3 separate regions of the Homo sapiens genome follow, and regions 1 and 2 are each linked to region 3. A link is an interaction called in ENCODE POLR2A ChIA-PET data of the cell type or tissue named here. Cell type or tissue: MCF 10A. All regions are shown on one strand. Links, peaks and the distances in the headings refer to the core of each region. The heading gives the core; the rest is flanking DNA. Region 1 holds the start of ANAPC2 (anaphase promoting complex subunit 2). Region 2 has its middle 9.5 kb from the start of GRIN1. Region 3 holds the start of TUBB4B (tubulin beta 4B class IVb).

Region 1 (6,648 bases), core at 2,270-6,269, 53 kb after region 3:
TGGTCAGCGTTTGGTCCCTGGCTGGAATGGGGAGGGGAGGTTGACCCCCAGGGTGGAGGGATGGACGCCTGCAGGGTCCAGCTGGAGAGCTCTGTGCCCCCTCCTGGAGCCCCCGGAACGGTTGATGGTGTGTCTGGCGCCCCACTTGGGTCAGCCTCATCCTGAGGGCTGAACCTGAGCCCCTGGCATCACTGTGCCCATGTGGGCCCTCAGCCCTCGTTCACGTGACTCTCACTCCCAGATGAAGATCTCCTTCAACGACAAAAGCCTGCAGACCACATTTGAGTACCCTTCCGAGAGCTCCCTAGAGCAGGAGGAAGAGGTGGACCAGCAGGAGGAGGAGGAGGAGGAGGAGGAGGAAGAGGAAGAGGAGGAAGAGGGATCCGGCTCAGAGGAGAAGCCCTTTGCACTCTTCCTGCCCCGGGCCACGTTTGTGAGCAGCGTGAGACCCGAGAGCTCTCGGCTGCCAGAGGGTAGCTCAGGTGAGTGCCCACCTGGGGGACAGGCAGCCTGGGAGGGGTGGAGCCTGGTCTGTGTCCACGTCTGCATGTGCACCTCCATTCACAGGCCTGTCCAGCTACACCCCGAAGCACTCTGTGGCCTTCAGCAAGTGGCAGGAGCAGGCGCTGGAGCAGGCCCCGAGGGAGGCAGAGCCCCCGCCCGTGGAGGCCATGGTGAGATGCGGGGGAGTGGAGCGCTGGGGGGAGTCTGACACCCGGGCGAGCCCATGTGTCCACATTCTGTCCTCTCACTTTCAGCTCACACCCGCCAGTCAGAATGACCTCTCGGACTTCCGCAGCGAGCCAGCCCTGTATTTCTGAGCCCAGCACTGCCAGGACCAAGGCTGAGCCCAGCTGTGGGAGTCCCGGAAGCTGGGCAGTAGCCAGGGACTACTGCACCCGCTTCTGCCTTGTTTGGCCTCACTGTATCCCACCCACCCCTCCTGGCCCTGGAAGCAGCTAGGGTGCCTCCTGCCATCGGGGCCAGGTCTGGGTCTCACTCCCCGGCCCTGATTTGGGAGGGTCCAAGGGGGAAGTGGGGTGGGGAACTGCCTGTGGGTGAGTGCCAGGGGCCTGCTGGGTGGTGGCCATCTGCGACCCGGCAGGGGGCTGTGCAGATTCTGCACCTGGCCATTCCCTGTCCTGTCTCCTCAGCCTGCCTCACAGTGGCCATGGGGTGTCGGGGTGAAGGGCTGTCCCAGCTACTTGTCCTCTGCAGGACCCTAAGCCCCTGCCCGCAGCCCACATGCCCTCTGTGATGAGTGGCGTCTTTCCTGCCTCTGATGATGGACTCAATAAACAGCACTGGACAAGGCTGCTGGTGTCCCCACTGCGTGGTCCTTGGCTGAGAAGGGAGCAGGGGGAGGTCTCTGCAGGAAGAGGCCACATGGGGTCCAGTGGGCCCCAGTTTGCACGTCTATGCCAGGGTGTGTGGGAGGTGACCCCGATCTGGTACCCCCACTCCTTGATGTCCCAGTGGCCAAGGCTCTGACCTCCCAACTTCCATGGCCTGTTAACCTGTTGCCCCTCCACCCCAGCCTCCCAGAGCTGGCACTGTGGGAGGTAGGATGACAGGCCTGCTGTCAGGGGCCTAGACTTCAGGTGGGAGGGTGAGAGTGTTGCAGCTGTTGGGCCTGAAGTGGCTTCTCTGAGGGGCCCAGAGCCTGGGGAGGGACCAAGGGAAGGGCAGCATGAGGGCAGCACAGGGGACGGTGTCTTCTGCTGGGCTTGGCGTGCCCCCCGACCCACAGGATGAGGCAGGCCGGGAGCAGCGCCTGCCTCAGACGGCCAGAGCTGGGGCTGTTTACAGCCCATGGAACCCAAGCACCATTTCCTCCCTGGAGGATCAAACCTAAGAGCAAAGAGATAAAGAGATGCTGTCTGGCCAAACTCCGGCGGAAGGAGAGTTTGGTGTATTTCCCTGGTCGGGTTAGGCCCAGCTCTTTTCTGGACCCTCTGGATCAACACATGCCTCCCAAATCGGCCCAGTCCTCGGGCCATGCTTGGTTGCTGCAGGGACAAAACAGAGGCCCCAGGGCACATGGAAGGATGGAAGTGGCCAGTGCTTGGTGTGCGGCCAGGGAAAGGTGGGCAGCAGGGCCTGGTGGCAGCAGTGGTGTCATCAGGCCAAGCAAAACTTGCAACTGAGGAACCGACGGGGGTGGGGGGTGTGAACTCCCCCCAGTCCTTGCTGAGAGGGACCTGAATCTGAGGCAGCTGCTGGATATGCTTGGCATCCCCAGCTGTCTCTCTGGGCTGGGTCCTATGCTGGCCACCAGGGTGTGGCAGAGAACAGGACGAGCAAGCAGAGCTCCTGAGAGGAGGGTGAGCCGTGGGCCAGTCAGGGGAAGAGGACCGGCGGCCCTGCTGGGGAGGGCTCAGGGTGGGGCTGGCCTGGGGAGGGTGGGCACCCTCAGCGGTGTCCCTGAGGCTAGTGGGGCAGTCACAGGGAGGCCACTCCAGACCCTCCTCCCTCCTCTCCCAAGGGGGAGCCTCAGGCTCTGGCTCTGCAGGTGTCTGGCAGCCCCATGCTGTTGATACGGGCAAGCAGCAGGCTGGCACGGATCTTTACAAAGATAATCTTTATTCATAATCACAGGCCACAGGGGTGAGACCTGAGGTTTGGGTTCTGTGGTGAAGGAGAACCCCTGTCCTCCTGTCCCTTGCCCTGGGCCTCTGCTGGCTGAGGAGGGACAAGGTGAGGGGGCCCCCATGGTGCTCAGACAACCAGAGCCTCCCTGGCAGGGCAGGAGTGTGGGTGCCACAGAGACAAGCCCCTTGCAGAGCTGACCTGGAGCCCACCATCCCCATAGCCTGTGTGAGCATGAAGCGAGGACCCCCGGGTGGGCTGTGCCCTGGGCTTGTCACTGATGCCAGTGGAGGCTGGCACCTGCCCCTCTCGGCACCTGAGACAGTGAGGGAAGGTAGCTGCTGCCGTGAAGAACAAAGATGCTCTGAGCACACACTTGCTGGGGCTGAGCTGAGGGGCACACGGAGGCAGGCCCTGCCCGTGGTCTGGTCAGCTGTCCCTGCCGCCGCTACTTTTCTGGTCTGGGGCTGTAGCCTTGGTCAGGTTCCCAGCTTCCCTCTTGAGAACGCTGAGCAAAGTCTGGGAGCTCTCCAGGATCTGGGGCCAGAGAAGTGAGAAGGTTGTTAATGTTCACCTGTTGGTAAGGTCCTAAGCCCCAGCTGTCCTCACACTCAGGTGCTGGGACCTGGCTGGGGGTGCTGTAGCCAAGGGATCCTGTGTGGGGGAAGGCGGAAGCCCAAGGGGACTGGCAGACGGGGTGGCAGGGCCCTCTTCCCTCCGGAATCTGACCCAAAACACTTCCTCTCCACCCTCAAAGCCAGGCTGGGTTAGCACTGGCCCGTGCTGGGTGCTCTGCCCAAGACCTGGCTCTTCACACTGAGCAGAAATAACCACATGGCTAGCGAGAACCGGATAAAGACCAGGACCCAGGATGCCCCAGGCCCCACAGACAGCCCCACAGTCACTCCCACAGCAGCCTGGGTTCCTCAATGGGCCTGGCCACGCTGCCCCTGCCCGAAATGCCAGCGAGGCACAGACTGCCCACAGCCGGGAGCCCCAGCCGGTCCTGACGCCTTGCCGTGGCAACACCCCTGCCGTGCCTATCCCCTGATGCTCGGCCTGGCCTCCCGAGCTCCACCTTGAGGTAGGCGGCCTCCGTCTCCGCGATGGTCCGGTCGAACTCGTTGCGAGAGGCAATCTTGCGTGCCAGGTTCTCGTTGACGCGGGCCAGCTTCTCTGTCAGCTGCCTCACCTCATTCTGCAGCCGCTGCTTCTCGTCCTCCTCCTCCTGGATCTGCCGGCACAGCTCCTCCCGCTTCTGGCACAGCTCCTCTATGCCTGGGGGCCGGGAGGGGCGGCGCTGTGGGCCCAGGGCAGGAGCGCGGCGGCGGAGGGCGGGCCTCCTTCCACCCGAGGAAGCCAGAGTCAGGCACCACCCCCGAGCGCCCGGCGCGGGGCCTGCGAGCCAGCGAGGGCTCGGGCCACGGACACCCGGCCTCCGGCACGGAGGGCTCTGCTCAGCCGCGCGATGCCCGCAGCGAGGCGGGTCCAGGGGCACCCCGCTGCGAGCCGGGAACCCGGCCCTGCGGCCCTCCCGACCTCCCCGTCCCGGCTGCGCCGCTCACACTTGACCAGCTCGTTGTTGTAGTTCTGCAGCGCCGCGCCCTGCTGGGTCATGGTCAACGCCGCCCGGGGCCCCACCACCCCAACCGCCGCGGAAGCAGCGCTGTCCGCGCCTGCGCACGACTCCCCCACGGCGCGCCGAACTAGCGCGTCATCGCTGAGCGCCTTGTGCGCGTCATGGCTGCGCGTGCAGACGTGCGTCATCGCCGCGCGCCGCGCCGAGCGAATCTCGGAGTCGGTGGGTGCAGATGGCGGCGGCAGTTGTGGTGGCGGAGGGGGACAGCGACTCCCGGCCCGGACAGGAGTTGTTAGTGGCCTGGAACACCGTGAGCACCGGCCTGGTGCCGCCGGCTGCGCTGGGGCTGGTGAGGCCTGGGAAGAGAGGGGCGGCCCCGCGCGGAGTTTCCGGGACCGTACGCGCTTTGGGGCCGCTACCCTCGGGTTCATACGGCTCTGTCCATCATCCGCCTCTGTCCTGTCCTGCCATTTTCCACCACCTTTCCGTTTCGTTTCGTTCAGCTCCGCTGACAGCCCTTCCATAGCTTCGGCCCAACGTCCGGGCAGCACGGACAGGGGGCAGCGGAGTTTTTGCAGCCTCCCCCTCAGCTTCTTCCCTTCCCCGCCTCTCCCCACCTCTATGTTGTGTTCCCCTCGCCTCACGGTTTTCTGCACCCCAGGTGTCTTCCCGGACCAGCGGTGCAGTCCCGCCAAAGGAAGAGGAGCTCCGGGCGGCGGTGGAGGTTCTGAGGGGCCACGGGCTACACTCGGTCCTGGAGGAGTGGTTCGTGGAGGTGCTGCAGAACGATCTGCAGGCCAACATCTCCCCTGAGTTCTGGAATGCCATCTCCCAATGCGAGAACTCTGCGGATGAGCCCCAGTGCCTTTTGCTACTCCTTGACGCTTTTGGCCTGCTGGAGAGCCGCCTGGATCCCTACCTGCGTAGCCTAGAGCTGCTGGAGAAATGGACTCGCCTGGGCTTGCTGATGGGCACTGGTGCTCAGGGGCTGCGAGAAGAAGTCCACACTATGTTGCGCGGAGTCTTGTTCTTTAGCACCCCCAGAACCTTCCAAGAGATGATCCAGCGTCTGTATGGGTGCTTCTTGAGAGTCTATATGCAGAGTAAGAGGAAGGGGGAAGGGGGCACAGACCCGGAACTGGAAGGGGAGCTGGACAGCCGGTATGCCCGTCGCCGGTACTACCGGCTCCTGCAGAGCCCGCTGTGTGCAGGGTGCAGCAGTGACAAGCAACAGTGCTGGTGTCGCCAGGCTCTGGAGCAGTTCCATCAGCTCAGCCAGGTCTTGTGAGTAGTCTGTCCCGATGGCCATGCCCTTGCTCCTTCTGGTTCCCCGCTGCTCCCCTGGGTCCAGCTGGCCTCAGCAGAAAGCTGGTGAGCCGTCCTGATAACCAGGAACATGACAGAGAGAGAGTCCCAGGGATTCCTGTGCAGCGTGTCCTGGACACAGGTGTCTCTCTTCTGTCACTCACCTTCAGTCCCACAGATTCATGCCTTGACCCTGGTAAGGCCCTATGTGGCTTGTGTCTGCAGCAGCAAATTTCTTAGCAACTCCAAACTTCCTGGACTCTGCAGAATTCCACTGTGCCTTTTGTCGATCCTGGGGAGGAATGATTCTCACCCTCGTCGACATTCCTTGCCCTGTAATTGTGAACAGAAGCTTGCTGCTGCTTCTCTCCAGGAAGATCAGGTCACTGTGAGGGCAAGCAGTCTCTTGTTAGTTTGGAGAGGAGAGGGGTTTGTTGTGAGAGACAGGTCCTGTTGTAGTTCTCTAGCAATTGTCATACCCTTGGCCATTTGTGGTGGTTTTGTCACATTGAACGGGGGTGTAGCCATGCAGCTACTTGAGAGGTCTTAGGTGGACTAAAGGTGGACTAAAGGAGTGCTCCTTTTGCTGGCAGGGGTCAGGGAGACCGTGAAGGGCTTCTGTTGGGCTCATCCCTGCAAAAGTTACACGGCAACTTTTCTCATCCTCCTCTTGAGTCCTTTTGTCACTGTAGACCAGAGACTGCACTGAAAGGCACAAACAGTGGCATCTGTACCTCTGCGGCCAGGGTAGCAGTGCAGTTGGTTGTCGTTTCAGAGTTGATCCTAGGAGATAAGGCTAGGGCCCCCGACAGCCACACCTGCTGCCACTGATCACATGGGGAAGGCCAGTGTCCCTACCTGGATAGAGGCCAGCTGGGCGGGGACAGCAGAGCCTGGGAGTGCTCTGTGCTCCCAGTGGCTTCTTGAAGCCTTTGGTACAACCGCCCCCCACAGCTGAGGATTGTGGGGAGGTGTGTGCTGGGTGTGTGTGTGTGTGTGTGCTGCATGCACTCTACAGGCAGGGCAGTCCTGGCATGGGGCTGTTCTGGGCTAGAGGGGCCGGTGTGTGCTCTGGGTGCCCCATGGCCAGGGCTCTCCTCTAGACACAGGCTCAGTCTGCTGGAGCGGGTCAGTGCCGAGGCTGTGACCACCACCCTGCACCAGGTGACCCGGGA
Region 2 (6,648 bases), core at 1,334-5,333, 110 kb after region 3:
GGGATTACAGGTGCCCGCCGCCACGCCCGGCTAATTTTTTTGTATTTTTTTGTAGAGATGGGATTTCGTCATATTGGCCAGGCTGGTGTCGAACTCCTGACCTCAGGTAATCCTGAGGCCCATCTCGGACTCCCAAAGTGCTGGGATTATAGACGTGAGCCACCGTGCCCGGCCAGCAATTTATATGCTTTAAGAAATTTGTCCATTTCATCTAAGCTGCTTGATTTATTGACATAAAGTTGTTCGTAGTATTCTCTAACAATCGTTTTGTATCTGGAAGGGCAGTAGTGATAGCCCCTCTTTTATTCCTAATTTTAGTTTTTTCTTGGCCAGTTTAGCTAAACATTTATCAAATTTGTTGATCTTTTCTAAGAAACAACTTTTTAAGAACTTTCTTTCTTTTTTTTTTTTTTTTTTTTTGAGACGGAGTCTCGCTGTGTCCCCCAGGCTGGAGTGCAGTGGCCGCGATCTCAGCTCACTGCAAGCTCCGCCTCCTGGGTTCACGCCATTCTCCTGCCTCAGCCTCCCGAGTAGCTGGGACTACAGGCGCCCGCCAACACGCCCGGCTAATTTTTTGTATTTTTAGTAGAAACGGGGTTTCACCGTGTTAGCCAAGATGGTCTCGATCTCCTGACCTCGTGATCCGCCCGTCTTGGCCTCCCAAAGTGCTGGGATTACAGGCGTGAGCCACAGCGCCCGGCCAGAACTTTCTATTTCAGGCCGGGTGCGGTGGCTCACGCCTGAAATTCCAGCACTTTGGGAGGCCGAGGCAGGTGGGTCATGAGGTCAGGAGTTAGAGACCAGCCTGGCTAACATTGGTGAAACCCTGTCTCTACAAAAATTAGCTGGGTGTGGTGGCAGGCGCCTGTAATCCCAGCTACTCCGGAGGCTGAGGCAGGAGAATCGCTGAATCCAGGAGGCAGAGGTTGCAGTGAGCCAAGATAGCACCACTGCACCTACAGCCTGAGCGACAGAGAAGACTCTGTCTCGAAAAAAAATAAGTGAATAAATAAAAACTTTCTATTTCATAGATGTTCTGTTGTTTTTCCGCGTTCTAGTTCACTGACTTCCTTTTTTCTTTCTTTTTTTTTTTTTTGAGACAGTCTCACTCTGTCGCCCAGGCTGGAGTGCAATGGTGTATTCTCGGCTCACGGTAACCTCTGCCTCCCAGGCTCAAGCAATTCTCGCGCCTTAGTCTTCCGAATAGCTTGGATTTTGTGTGTGTGTGTGGGGGGGGGGGGCGGGGGGGACACGGTCTCACTCTGTTGCCAAGATTGGAGTGTAGTGGTGCAATCCTAGCTCACTGCAGTCTCCACCTCCCATGCTCAAGGGATCCACTTTCTAAGCCTGTCAAGTACCTGGGACTAGAGGTGTGCATCAACACACCTATTTTTTTTTTTTTTTTTGAGATGGAGTCTCGCTCTATCACCCAGGCTGGAGTGCAGTGGCACGATCTTGGCTCACTGGAACCTCTGCCCTCCAGGTTCAAGCAATTCTCCTGCCTCAGCCTCCCAAGTAGCTGGGGTGCCCGCCACCACACCCAGCTAGATTTTTTTTTTTTTTTTTTGTATTTTTAGTAGAGACGGGGTTTCACTGTATTGGCCAGGCTGGTCTCAAACTCTTGACCTCGTGATCTGCCCGCCTTGGCCTCCCAAAGTGCTGAGATTACTGGCATGAGCCACCGCGCCCGGCCTTTTAATTCATATTTTTTTGTAGCGATGGAGCTTCACCGTGTTGCTCAGGCTAATTTCAAACTCTTGGGCTCATGCAATCCTCCGGGGTCGGCCTCAGTCTCCTCCCAAAGCATTGGGATCGCAGGGGTGAGCCACTGTTCTCGGCCTCACCTCTTCTAACGTTAAGAGTTTGCAGTTATAACTTTCTCTAAGCACTGTATTAGCTGCATCCTATACATTTTCATGTGCATATTTCCATTTTTATTCAGCTCAAAATACGTACTAATTTTTTGTGATTTCTTATTTATTTTTAATCTTATGAGACGGAGGCTCGCTCTGTTGCCCAGGCTGGAGTGCAACGAGGCGATCTCGGCTCACTGCAACCTCTGCCTCCCGGGTTCAAGCGATTCTCCTGCCTCAGCCTCCCGAGTAGCTGGGACTACAGGCAACCGCCACCACACCCAGCTATTTTTTGTATTTTTAGTAGAGACGGAGTTTCACTATATTGGCCAGGCTGGTCTTGAACCCCTGACCTCAAGTGATCCCCCGCCCCCCCTCGACCTCCCAAAGGGCCGGGATTATAGACATTAGACGTCGTTGCCGGGGGAGCCCTCCAAACACCCAGAAATGCCACAGCCAGGACCGTGGGACGCAGCAGAATCGCCCAAGGGGCAGGGGGCAGCCTGGCCAGAAGAAAATGAGGGAGGGGCCGCGCGTGAGGTTCGGCAGGGGAGAACACAGGCCTCCGGCGGCCACGGACGCCGCTTTGCCATTTTGAGCGTTTCTGGGGAGGACAACGCGCGCAGGAAGCGCAGTCATCTCAAGCTGACCTCCAAGGCTACCAGGTTTGAGGGCTGGAGCCGAGTCTGAAAGCCCCGACCCGCCTATGGCGCGGGGACTGTGGGTCCAGCCGGCCGCTTGGCCCCCTCGCTCGGCGCCGGTCCAGGCGCAGCGCTCGGGCCCCGGCGACGGTGAGATGCGGCGCGGCCAGCTTAGCTCGGGGTAGGGGCCACCCCAGCCTCGCCCCAGCCGGCCGGGTCCGCGACCTCGGGAGGGTCCGGTCCTTCCCTCGGCCCCCGCGACGCCGCGCCCGGGTGAGGCCCTGGGCTTCTTGCCGGTGACCACGCGGCCAGGGTGGCCCCCAGCCCAGGACGGCTACCAAGGGCGGCCCAGCCCCATCCCCGCGCCGCGGGTCCCGGAACCGAAGAGCTGGGAGCGGGCGCTCCCTGACAACATGGCGGCGGCGCCCGGGCGCCTCCCCGGGTCCCGGGTGTCTGCGTCTCCCCGCGAGGCCGTGGGCAAAGCCGGTGCCGTCCGACGACAGGAGGCGAAAGGAACCCAGGACCAGACCCGCGGGGCGAACAGTGCTGGAGGACCATGCACCGACCACGCCCGAAGCAGAACCAAGGCCCGCCCTGTTGCCGTGGCGACTGCGCGCGGGGTAGACGCAGGCGCCGCAAGCCGTGAGCTCTCAGTGCAGGCGCATAGGCTGCGGGGTTGAGGCGCATTGCGTGCGCGTGCGCGCTGCTCACACGCGGACGGTTCTGTGCGCCGCAATGGCTGCCCGCGAGTATCGGAGAGGCGGAGCTCTCAGTCTTTTACAGGACCGGGTCTCCTGATGCCGCCGGTGGTTCCTCGAGGCCCCCTTCCACGCATCCGCCGCCGCTGCTTCATCAGGACTTCATTTCGGTGACGCAGAGCTTTGGCGAGAGCTACGGCAACAGCAAGAACTGCCGGCGGCTCTTGTGCTGCAGGGTGAGGACCGCGCCGGGCGGACCGAGGCCCGGGGTCGCTGCGCCCGCCGCCCTCCCAGCCTGCGGCTCCGAGCGGGGCCTGGGCGGGCAGACTCGACTCCCCCCGACGCCGCCCTCTCCACCCTTACCCCGCAAAAAGGGGCAAATCTGCTTTCCGGGCCGGGGCAGCCGTGGTCGGCACGCCTGCAGCGGTCTCAGCGACCCAAATTCTGCGGGGCGGTGGTGGTGGGAGGAAGGGTTGGAGCCCCAGCAGGTTGTCTGGGCTTCGTTTGCTTTTCGGCAAGGTCCTGGCCCAGGCCCCAGTCCCTCTTGGAGCGGAAGCCTCTGGACCTGTTGCTCCTAAGAAAGCAAGCGGCCCCTGACGCGTTGCTGTGGCCTGGTTTGACCCTCGTAGCCAGCCCATGTTCTGTGAGGCATGAAGCGCCACGCAGACACCACGACAAAGTGAGATGAACTAAGACCTCTTCTTGATTCTAAGCAGGGAACGCACAGCTCACCCTGTCACATGCAGCGATCATAAGCTGAGAATTACCCTCTTCCTTCCCACAGCGTCTAATCTTTTTTTATGTTTTTGTGGCAAGGTCTCGCTTAGTCGCCCAGGCTGGAGCGCAGTGGCGATCATGGCCCACTGCGGCCTCGACCTCCTGGGCTCCAGCGTGCGTCTAATCTAGAACCAAATCCTCCTTCCTTAGATCATCCCCCAAATCACCCAACTACAGGTGAAATCCTGTAATAGTTTCCTCCGAACACCCTGTTGCTGAGACACCTCAACGTCTCAACCTGGTGTGTTTGTACGTAGAGTAAAAGACCCAACTTGTTTAACTACAGGCGTGTTTGCAGTGGTCTTTGGCTTAAGGGCGTTATAGACTCTCAGTCGGAGAGTCACTGAGATTCAGTTGAGACTCTCAACTCAGAGCATGCCTTTCTGAGTCCCTTTTGTGTCTGTCTCTGGGAGCACAACCTATTCTTGGCTGGGAAGAAACAGGCATATTCTTTGTTTCATTCTCCTTGAACGCCTACCGTGGCCAGTTGCCGTTTTAGTTCTGACTGCAGAGATGAATAAAACAGATTTGTAGGAGAGGCTGGTGAGAAGCCAGCCACAGACAGGCAGAGGCAGGTGGCACATGTGTACGTCCTGTGTGGAAAAGAGCAGGGCCCTGGGGAAGAACCGTGGCTGGTTCTGAGGGCTCAGCGGAGGCTGCGGCACTGAAGGCAAGATCTGAGGGCTGAGAAGCTGCTGGCACCGGGCAGGGTGGGGAGGGGGCTGACTTGAGCCTGAGCGAAACTGCCTGAGGCAAGGAGGACCTTGGCATATTTGAGACGGTGAAATTCCCAGGGCTGGGAGACGGAGTGGGGGTTGTCTCAGTCCATCCGTGGTCCTACAGGTCCTGGAGGTAAGGAAGCAGACCACCACTTTTCCTGCTGGCCTCCTCTCCCCACCTTGCCTAGTTTATAAGGCAGGAGGAAAGGGAGAAAGCAAACAGTTGGAAAGAAACAGAAGTAAGATAAATAGCCAGACGACCTTGGCGCCACCACCCAGCCCTGGTGGTTAATAATTATAATAATAATATCAGCTCCTGACCTGAACTACTTGTGTTATCTGTAAATTCCAGACGTTGTATGCAGAAGCATTGTAAAACTTTCTGTTCTGTGAGCTGATGCATAGCCCCTAGTCACATTTCCCGCGCTTACTCAATCTACCAGGACCCTTCCATGTGGACCCCTTAGAGTTGTAAGCCCTTAAAAGGGCCGGGAATTTCTTTTTCAGGGAGCTCGGTACTTAAAGACGCAAGTCTGCCGAAGTTCCCGCGGAATGAAGCCACTTCCTTTTTTTTTTTTTTTTTTGAGACGGAGTCTCGCCACTTCCGTCTTTAACCCGTTGTCAGGGGTTTTGTCTGCGGCTCGTCCTGCTACAGAGGTAGCATGGAGGGTTCAGTTGATGTGCGGGAAGATTTTGGCGTGGACTGGAGGTCTGAGATGTTTACTGTGAAACTGCTCTGGCTGGGTGGAGACACTGGAGGGCAGGAGGCCAGGAGAGCTGCCTGGCTGTGGGAAAAGCTGAGTGGGGGAGGAGGGCTCCGCAGGAGTGGGCCTTGGGAAAAGGAGGGCGGGTCCCTGGGTGGAGGGGCCAGCAAAGGCTGTGCAGGCTCTGGCTTGGGGACACTGAGGAGCTCCGTTTTGGATCTGCCCACTGTGAGATGCCTGGGAGGCGCCATGGAGACCTTGGTGGGCAGGTGGTGCCGGGATCAGAGTCTGCCAGGGGAGACAGGTTTTAGGAGTCCCTAGGTATAGATGGTTTTTGTCGTCCGGAAAGGTTGGAAGAAGGGGCCAGGCCTAGTCCTGAGTGCCACCAGACTGAGAAGATTGGGGTCAGGGAGGAGGGCAAGGGCAGCCAGAGAACCAGGAAAACATCTCATCATTGAAGATACGGTTCAGGAAGGAGAATGGCCAAATTCCAGATGCTGTTGAGAAGTAGATTTAAATAGATTGAAAGTAAAAGGATGGACTGGGCACAGTGGCTCATGCCTGTAATCTCAGAACTTGAGGAAGCTGAGGTGGGAGGATCAAGTGAGACAGGAAGTTCAAAAGCAGCCTGGTCAAAATAGTGACATCCCGTCTCTACAAAAAATAAAATAAATTAGGACCTATAGTCCTAGCTACTCAGGCAGCTGAGGCAGGAGGATTGTGGGAGTCGAGGAGTTTGAGGCAGTCATGAACTATGATTGCACCACTGCACTCCAGGCTGGGCAACAGAAAAAGACCCCGTTTCAAAATAAAAAAAAATTATTACATGATATAAGGACATTATATAGTAATAAAAGGGTCAATTCATGAACACATTATAGCAATTATAAAGATGTATGGCCGGGCGCAGTGGCTCACGCCTGTAATCCCAGCACTTTGGGAGGCCCAGGTGGGTGGATCACAAGGTCAGGAGATCGAGACCATCCTGGCTAACACGGTGAAACCCCGTCTCTACTAAAAAATACAAAAAAATTAGCCGGGCGTCGTGGCAGGCACCTGTAGTCCCAGCTACTCGGGAGGCTGAGGCAGGAGAATGGCATGAGCCCGGGAGGCAGAGCTTGCAGTGAGCCGAGATCGCGTCACTGCCCTCCAGCCTGGGCAACAGAGCGAGACTCCGTCTCAAAAAAAAAAAAATAAATAAAGATGTATGTACCAAGAACAGCTCCCCAAAATATATGAAGCAAACATTGGCAGAT
Region 3 (6,648 bases), core at 829-4,828:
ACTGGGACAACTTGACTATCTGTTTGCCTGCCGGGGAGGGAGCTTGTTAGCACCTTCCTGTCTCCCCAGTTCCTGTTTAGAAACCCCCACTGTGACCTGGGCGAGAAGCTGCCTGGAACACACTGGCCCAGCAACCACATCTACAGCAGCCAAGGCCTGATCCCCTTCTACATGGGGTTCATCCCCGGTGAGTAGAGTGGGCAGGGTCACATGGACACACCCCGGCCAATGTGGGGAGGGACGGCTCTACCTGCTCACCCTTCATTGCTGGTTCAGGACCACCTGTCTGACCATTACCAGGGTCCCACCTTGGTTGGGGTAGGATTGTCTGCCATCCTCCCTACCCCTTTTGGAAGGGGGGTCACTGGACCCACCTAAGTCCCAGACACAGGCCGAGCCCCAAGGTTGGGTACCTGGAACAGGACAGGCCTGCCTTCAACAAGCAAGTTCCCCACCAAGCAGATACCCAGGGCCCAGGGCAGCCCCACACTTCTCTGAAGCCTGGGTGTCCAGCCCATGCTGGTCCTGGGCACATAAGCCCAGCTCAGCTGCAGCCTGGCTCCCCGCAGCCATGCAGGACAACTACGCCCTGACATTCGGCAACAGCACCCGGAGGGCCTACTGGAAGGAATGGGCAAAGCGAAACCACACACTATGAAAATGCTTTAATGGTGGTGTCTGTACAGCATGGATGTGGACAGGGAAAACAGCAAGTGCACACAGTGGGACAGGCCACAGGACAGGCTGGGAGTGAATAAAGAGTTCACACTGCTTCCCTGCTTTCCCCAGTGACTGAAGGCTCTAGGCCACCTCCTCCTCAGCCTCCTCCTCGAACTCGCCCTCCTCCTCGGCTGTGGCATCCTGGTACTGCTGGTACTCGGACACCAGGTCATTCATGTTGCTCTCGGCCTCGGTGAACTCCATCTCGTCCATGCCCTCGCCCGTGTACCAGTGCAGGAAGGCCTTGCGCCGGAACATGGCCGTGAACTGCTCGGAGATGCGCTTGAACAGCTCCTGGATGGCCGTGCTGTTGCCAATGAAGGTGGCGGACATTTTTAGCCCCCGAGGTGGGATGTCACAGACAGCCGTTTTCACATTGTTGGGGATCCACTCAACAAAATAGCTGCTGTTTTTGTTTTGGACATTAAGCATTTGCTCATCCACCTCCTTCATGGACATGCGGCCCCTGAACACGGCGGCAACCGTCAGGTAGCGGCCATGGCGGGGGTCGCAGGCAGCCATCATGTTCTTGGCATCAAACATCTGCTGGGTGAGCTCGGGCACGGTCAGCGCCCGGTACTGCTGGCTGCCCCGGCTGGTCAGTGGGGCAAAGCCGGGCATGAAGAAGTGCAGCCGGGGAAACGGGACCATGTTCACAGCCAGCTTCCGCAGGTCAGCATTGAGCTGGCCTGGGAAGCGCAGGCAGGTGGTGACCCCACTCATGGTAGCAGACACCAGGTGGTTCAGGTCACCATAGGTGGGCGTGGTCAGCTTTAGGGTTCTGAAGCAAATGTCGTAGAGAGCTTCGTTATCAATGCAGTAGGTCTCGTCTGTGTTTTCTACGAGCTGGTGGACTGAGAGGGTGGCGTTGTAGGGCTCCACCACTGTGTCTGACACTTTGGGCGAAGGCACCACACTAAACGTGTTCATGATCCTGTCTGGGTACTCCTCCCGGATCTTGCTGATGAGGAGGGTACCCATCCCAGACCCAGTCCCCCCACCCAGGGAGTGGGTCAGCTGGAAACCCTGCAGGCAGTCACAGCTCTCAGCCTCCTTTCTCACAACATCCAGCACCGAGTCCACCAGCTCCGCGCCTTCTGTGTAGTGCCCCTTGGCCCAGTTGTTCCCAGCACCACTCTGACCTGTGAGAGAACACAGCTAATCATTTGTCAGCCAGGTAGACAGCACTACTGGTCACCGCCATGCGAAAAAAGCCGAGTGACATGGTGTGAGCTGACCACAGAATTCACCCTGGAGGTAGAGCAAACGGACCCTTCAAAGCCAAAAGACGGCAGCCTGCCCTGCTACGAATTAAGTCAGGGGCCAAACCTGACAGCTTAACAAACCCCTCCCCGGGGGGGCCACTGCCAATTCCCAAGGACAGAGGAACAGCCACTGCCCCAGCTCAGCTCCCTGCAGGGAGATTACGTGTGTGGCGGCTCCTCGCCTCGGCAGACAGCTGGACCTTGCTCCCAAAGCCGATTTAGTAGAGGGGATTGAGTGGCTCAGAGAAGAGGAGGGCGTCCAGGGGCCCCGGCTGCGCAGTTCCCACGGCGGTGCCCTTGGAGCAGCCCCTTGACCTTTGAGCCGCCGCCCAGTCCCCAGCCACGGCTCACCGAAAACGAAGTTGTCCGGCCGGAAGATCTGCCCGAAGGGCCCCGAGCGCACGGAGTCCATGGTGCCGGGCTCCAGATCCACGAGCACGGCGCGGGGCACGTACTTGCCGCCTGCGGGGACGGGAGGGCGTCAGCCAAGGCAGGGGCCGCGGGGTCCCCGGAGGGCGGTCGGGGAAGGGGCCGGGGCCTCACCGGTGGCCTCATTGTAGTACACGTTGATGCGTTCCAGCTGCAGGTCGCTGTCCCCGTGGTAGGTGCCCGTGGGGTCGATGCCGTGCTCATCGCTGATCACCTCCCAAAACTACAAGGGACGCGGGCGGGCCCGGGCGGGCCGGGGCTGAGTCACCGCGGCCGGTGCGCAGGGAGGCAGCCCCGCCCCGGACGGGCGCGGCAGCCCGGCCCTCCCCGCCCCTCCCCCGCCCCGCGCGCCCTGGCCGCCGGGTTCCTGGGGGCTTCGGTCGCCCGGCTCGGCCAATTCCCCGCGGAGGGGGCCCGGCGGCCGCAATGCGGGGGCGCCGCCCGGCCGCTGCTGCCGCCATCTTCCCCGGCCGCCCGCCCACACCGCCCGGCAGGCCCGCCTGGCCCCAGCGCCCCGGCAACTTACCTTGGCGCCGATTTGGTTGCCGCACTGCCCGGCCTGCAAGTGCACGATTTCCCTCATGATGGCGGCGGCGGCGGCGGGGAAGCAGGAGGAAGTAGACAAACAGCAGCAGAAGAGCGGGCGCGCAGAGTGCTACAACCGACGCTCCGCCAACGCTTATATACCCTCCCTGCCCGCCTCCGCTAGTCTCGGAATGGGCTGCCAGAACGAGGCTGGCAAGCTCCCTCGTTTGATTGGCCTTGCCCCCGTCAATCAAGCTGCCTAAGGTCCGCCTTTTTAAGCCAGTTTGGTCTTTATTGGTCAGCCGCAGCCTCCTATCTCCCTATCACAATCCCCCTCCTGGCGCCGCAGTGCTCCGTCCATTGGGTGTTTCAAATGATTGATTTGCCGTCTCATTGGCTGGCTGCCGGGAGCACGCCGCCAGGCTGGCGCTATTGGCTGCGCTGCTTCAGCGTCCTGGTAACCGCCGCAGTGCCGCGGCCGGCGCGCGGACGGGGTGGGGCGCAGGCGCGAGTGCGGGCTTCCGGTCGGGCGGCGGGCAGCTGCGCTGGGGGCGCCGAGGGAGGGCGGGCCCGACGGGCCTCGGGCAAGCGCAGTCTTGGCTCTGAGCCCGGGGCCTTTCGGGAGCCGGGAAGGGCAGGCTCGGTGGCGGCCCCACGTCCAGAGTTGCGCCCTCTCTGGCCTTGCGCCGGGACACGGCATCTGCGCGCTGGGCGGGTTCTGGAGCGGGGTCCGCACGGAGCGAGCCCGGGGCCTCCAGGCCGAGGAGGCTGCGATGCCTTAAAGGCAGGAAGATACACGGGCTCGGGGGCTGCGGCGGTGGAGGGGAGCTCTCCACAGAGCCGCAGAGGCCACGGAGTTTCCTGCTCCCGGGTGCCGCACGCCCACTGCCCTCGCGGTCGCGTGAGGGGAGCACGTGGGGGACGCCGCGCCCCGAGGGCCGGGGCGGAGGGCAGGGGAGGGGAGCGGAGGGGCGAGGCCTCCCCCGCAGCTGCGCGCCCTGCCCTGTTGTGGAGACGGCGCTGGCTCTGCGCCGGTCGCCTTGGTGCCTCGGCCCCGTGAGTGCGCGAGCTCCGTGGAGACCAGGACAGCGCCCAGACCTCCCTCGGCGGGTGGGCCCCGACCTCCGGGCTCCAGGGCCGGTATTCCAACCACAGGTCAGCGCGCTGGGGCTGAAACATACTTCTGTTAATGCTTTTCCTAATTTATGACTTGATTTTTACTTGGGTGGGAAAAGAAACTTAAAATGAATTACATGTGGTTGCGCCTGTTTAAAAACAAACGGGCTGTATTTTTGCAGCATTTTTATTTTACTTAATTTATTATTCTGAGACAGAGTCTCGCTCTGTCTCCCGGGCTGGAGTGCAGTGGCGCGATCTTGGCTCCCCGCCCCCCCCCAGGTTCAAGCGATTCTTCTGCCTCAGCCTCCCCAGTAGGTGGGACTGCAGGCACCCACCACCACGCCGCTAATTTTTGTATTTTTGGTAGAAATGGGATTTCACCATGTTGGCCAAGCTGGTCTGAAACTCCTGACCTCAAGTGATCCGCCCGCCTCGGCCTCCCCAAGTGCTCGGATTTACGGGAATGAGCCGCCGTGCCTTCTACATTTTTGTAGCTTTTTTCTTTTTTTTTTGAGATGGAGTTTTGCTCTTGTCGCCTAGGCTGGAGTGCAGTGGCGCAATCTCAGCTCGCTGCAACCTCTGCCTCCCCGGTTCAAGCAATTCGCCTGCCTCACCTTCCCAAGTAGCTGGAACTACAGGTGTGCACCACCACGCCTGGCTATTTTTTTTTTTTTTTTTTTTTGAGACAGAGTCTGGCTCCGTCGCTCAGGCTGGAGTGCAGTGGCATGATCTCGGCTCACTGCAACCTCCATCTCCCGGGTTCAAGCGATTCTCCTGCCTCAGCCTCCCGAGTAGCTGGGATTACAGGCGCCCGCCACCACGCCCGGCTAATTTCTGTATTTTTAATAGAGATGGGGTTTCACCATCTTGGCCAGGCTGGTCTGGAACTGACCTTGTGATTCATTCGCCTCGGCCTCCCAAAGTGCTGGGATTACAGGCATGAGCCACTGCACCTGGCTGTATTTTTGTAGCATTTTAAATAAATTACACCATCAGGTCGGCCCTGACAGTCTCCTGTGCTCTGGCCACTGGGCATCTGTCTCCCAATTGGAGGCTGTTGGAAACAACATCTGCTTATTTATTTCTCTCTTCCTGGAGGGACTGCACCTCTGTCTTCACCACATAATGCGCGATACCAGAACTCGGGACACGCAGCACCGGAGCATGCGCGGGGATCAGCATTGTCCTTCTGGGGCGAGGGCCTGCAGCTGTGCTCACTCCTCGGGGGTCTGTTGCCAGTTTGCCATCCTGTCCAGGAGGGTGGCCTCCCCCACAGATCAGCCCAGGAAGGCGGGCCTGGCTTCCAGTGACCACTGTGACACAGGCCTTGACCCTCAGAGGGACTGGGGTCCTGCAGCGGCCTGAGGGGTGCACAGGTTGCTGCCAGCCATCCCAGGTTTCTCCTAGTGCCCAGGGCATCCTGGGGTCCTGCAGAGTAGCTCAGCTGTCCAGGCAGTAGTCAGGGACATGTTGGAGTCTCATAACATTGAGTTGTCACAAAGGGGAGAAGGAGAAGCTCTGTTTTTTTCCTCAGTGAACTGTGCAGAGCCCAACTGAGGCTGCTCTTTGAGGTGTGTGGCATTCCTGCACCTTGTCAGAGTCTCCCAACCCCTCTCCAGTAAAGGCCCCTGCTTCCTGTGACCAGTGCCCACAGGGCTGGGAGGTCAGTGTGCCACCCGTTTCACAGGTGTCACCTGCCCAGGTGAGAGCCCCAGAGCTCGCCATGGCACCAGCTTGCCTACTTTGCCCTTGCATTGCCCTGGTGAGGTGGACACTGGCTGGGGACAAGACAGCAGTAGACACCCTGAAGCCTGGGCCTGAGCCCAACAAGGACAGCAGCCACCCCTGTTGCACAAAACTGGTTGGGGAAGGCTCTGTAGGTCCCACCCTGAGCCAAGGTGCCCTGCTGCAGGATGGAGAGGCGGGATAGTGTGGGGCAGGAGGACCAACTCCTGGGCCTGGGGTCTGTGGCCAGGCAGGATGTGGTCCAAGGAGGGCCAGAAGGGCAGGGAAGCGGGGCAGGCGTGGCTGTGGGAGTGCTGGGCACCTGCCCTCCTCCTCCTGCAGCTGTCGGAGGATCCACAACGAAGGCTCTGTTTACTGGTGGCCATGGTCCCAGTGGGAGGGTGTGTTACCGCCAGGCAGGGACAGCAGGCAGACAGTATTGGCTGCCTTAAAGGACCAGACGCCCAGCCTTTGTGGGAGGCCTCACCTGCCCTGGAAGGACAGGTGCATGGGGTGCTTCCTCCCTCTCTCCACAAGGGCCTCACTGATCCCCCCCCAAAGGACAGGGGAGCTCCCCGGCCCCTCAGGCTCCCCAGGGAGCTAGCCAGGCTTGTCCCCTACAGGGGTGCCAGACGGTTCTATGAGGCTGATGTCAGGTCCACAGGGGCGTCCTAGAATCACAGGGCTGTGAGAACCAAAGCTCTAGCTGCTGGGGGTCCCATTCTCACTGGAGCCCACCCCTGAGGCACCCCTGGCTCCCAGAGCAGGTGGTCACCTCCCTCGGTAGGTGAAACCAAGGCCCAGGAGGCCTAAGAGTTTGAGGGGTGGCTGGGGCAGAGGACCCAGGGAAGACTGGGGGCCAAGG

Evidence for each region. Peaks named below come from ENCODE experiments on the same cell type or tissue, not always from the same donor. Only the 100,000 strongest peaks of a DNase experiment are listed, where the experiment ranks them.
Region 1: POLR2A ChIA-PET joins it to region 3 with 37 read pairs; 28 of 35 experiments call an interaction of 5 or more read pairs at or near these places.
Region 2: POLR2A ChIA-PET joins it to region 3 with 36 read pairs; 28 of 35 experiments call an interaction of 5 or more read pairs at or near these places.

What each region holds. Positions count from the first base shown.
Region 1 is chr9:137,186,285-137,192,932 of GRCh38, reverse strand. ANAPC2 (anaphase promoting complex subunit 2) reads left to right here and starts at 4,373. Exons shown (of 13, transcript NM_013366.4): 1 at 4,373-4,517; 2 at 4,830-5,452; 3 at 6,577-6,648. The coding sequence starts at 4,401. SSNA1 (SS nuclear autoantigen 1) reads right to left here and starts at 4,257. Exons shown (of 3, transcript NM_003731.3): 1 at 4,155-4,257; 2 at 3,668-3,867; 3 at 2,567-3,126. The coding sequence starts at 4,206. The coding sequence ends at 3,019. TPRN (taperin) reads left to right here. Exons shown (of 4, transcript NM_001128228.3): 2 at 242-482; 3 at 568-674; 4 at 759-1,314. The coding sequence ends at 821. RefSeq lists a silencer at 3,866-4,215 and an enhancer at 4,246-4,465. In MCF 10A, for the core only: a CTCF peak has its summit at 3,672 (motif pointing left); DNase peaks (open chromatin) are centred at 3,852 and 4,272.
Region 2 is chr9:137,126,294-137,132,941 of GRCh38, reverse strand. No RefSeq gene overlaps it. Among named protein-coding and RNA genes, the nearest start is that of GRIN1, 9.5 kb to the left of the region's middle. RefSeq lists silencers at 2,582-3,091, 3,452-3,531 and an enhancer at 4,522-4,731. In MCF 10A, for the core only: no CTCF peak of the experiment used is centred there; a DNase peak (open chromatin) is centred at 3,151.
Region 3 is chr9:137,237,710-137,244,357 of GRCh38, reverse strand. It overlaps TUBB4B (tubulin beta 4B class IVb), which reads right to left and starts at 3,071. Exons shown (of 4, transcript NM_006088.6): 1 at 2,941-3,071; 2 at 2,529-2,637; 3 at 2,337-2,447; 4 at 651-1,862. The coding sequence starts at 2,997. The coding sequence ends at 802. It overlaps CIMIP2A (ciliary microtubule inner protein 2A), which reads left to right. Exons shown (of 7, transcript NM_001001710.3): 6 at 70-187; 7 at 570-759. The coding sequence ends at 658. RefSeq lists silencers at 2,667-2,896, 3,227-4,046. In MCF 10A, for the core only: no CTCF peak of the experiment used is centred there; DNase peaks (open chromatin) are centred at 2,677, 3,237 and 3,917.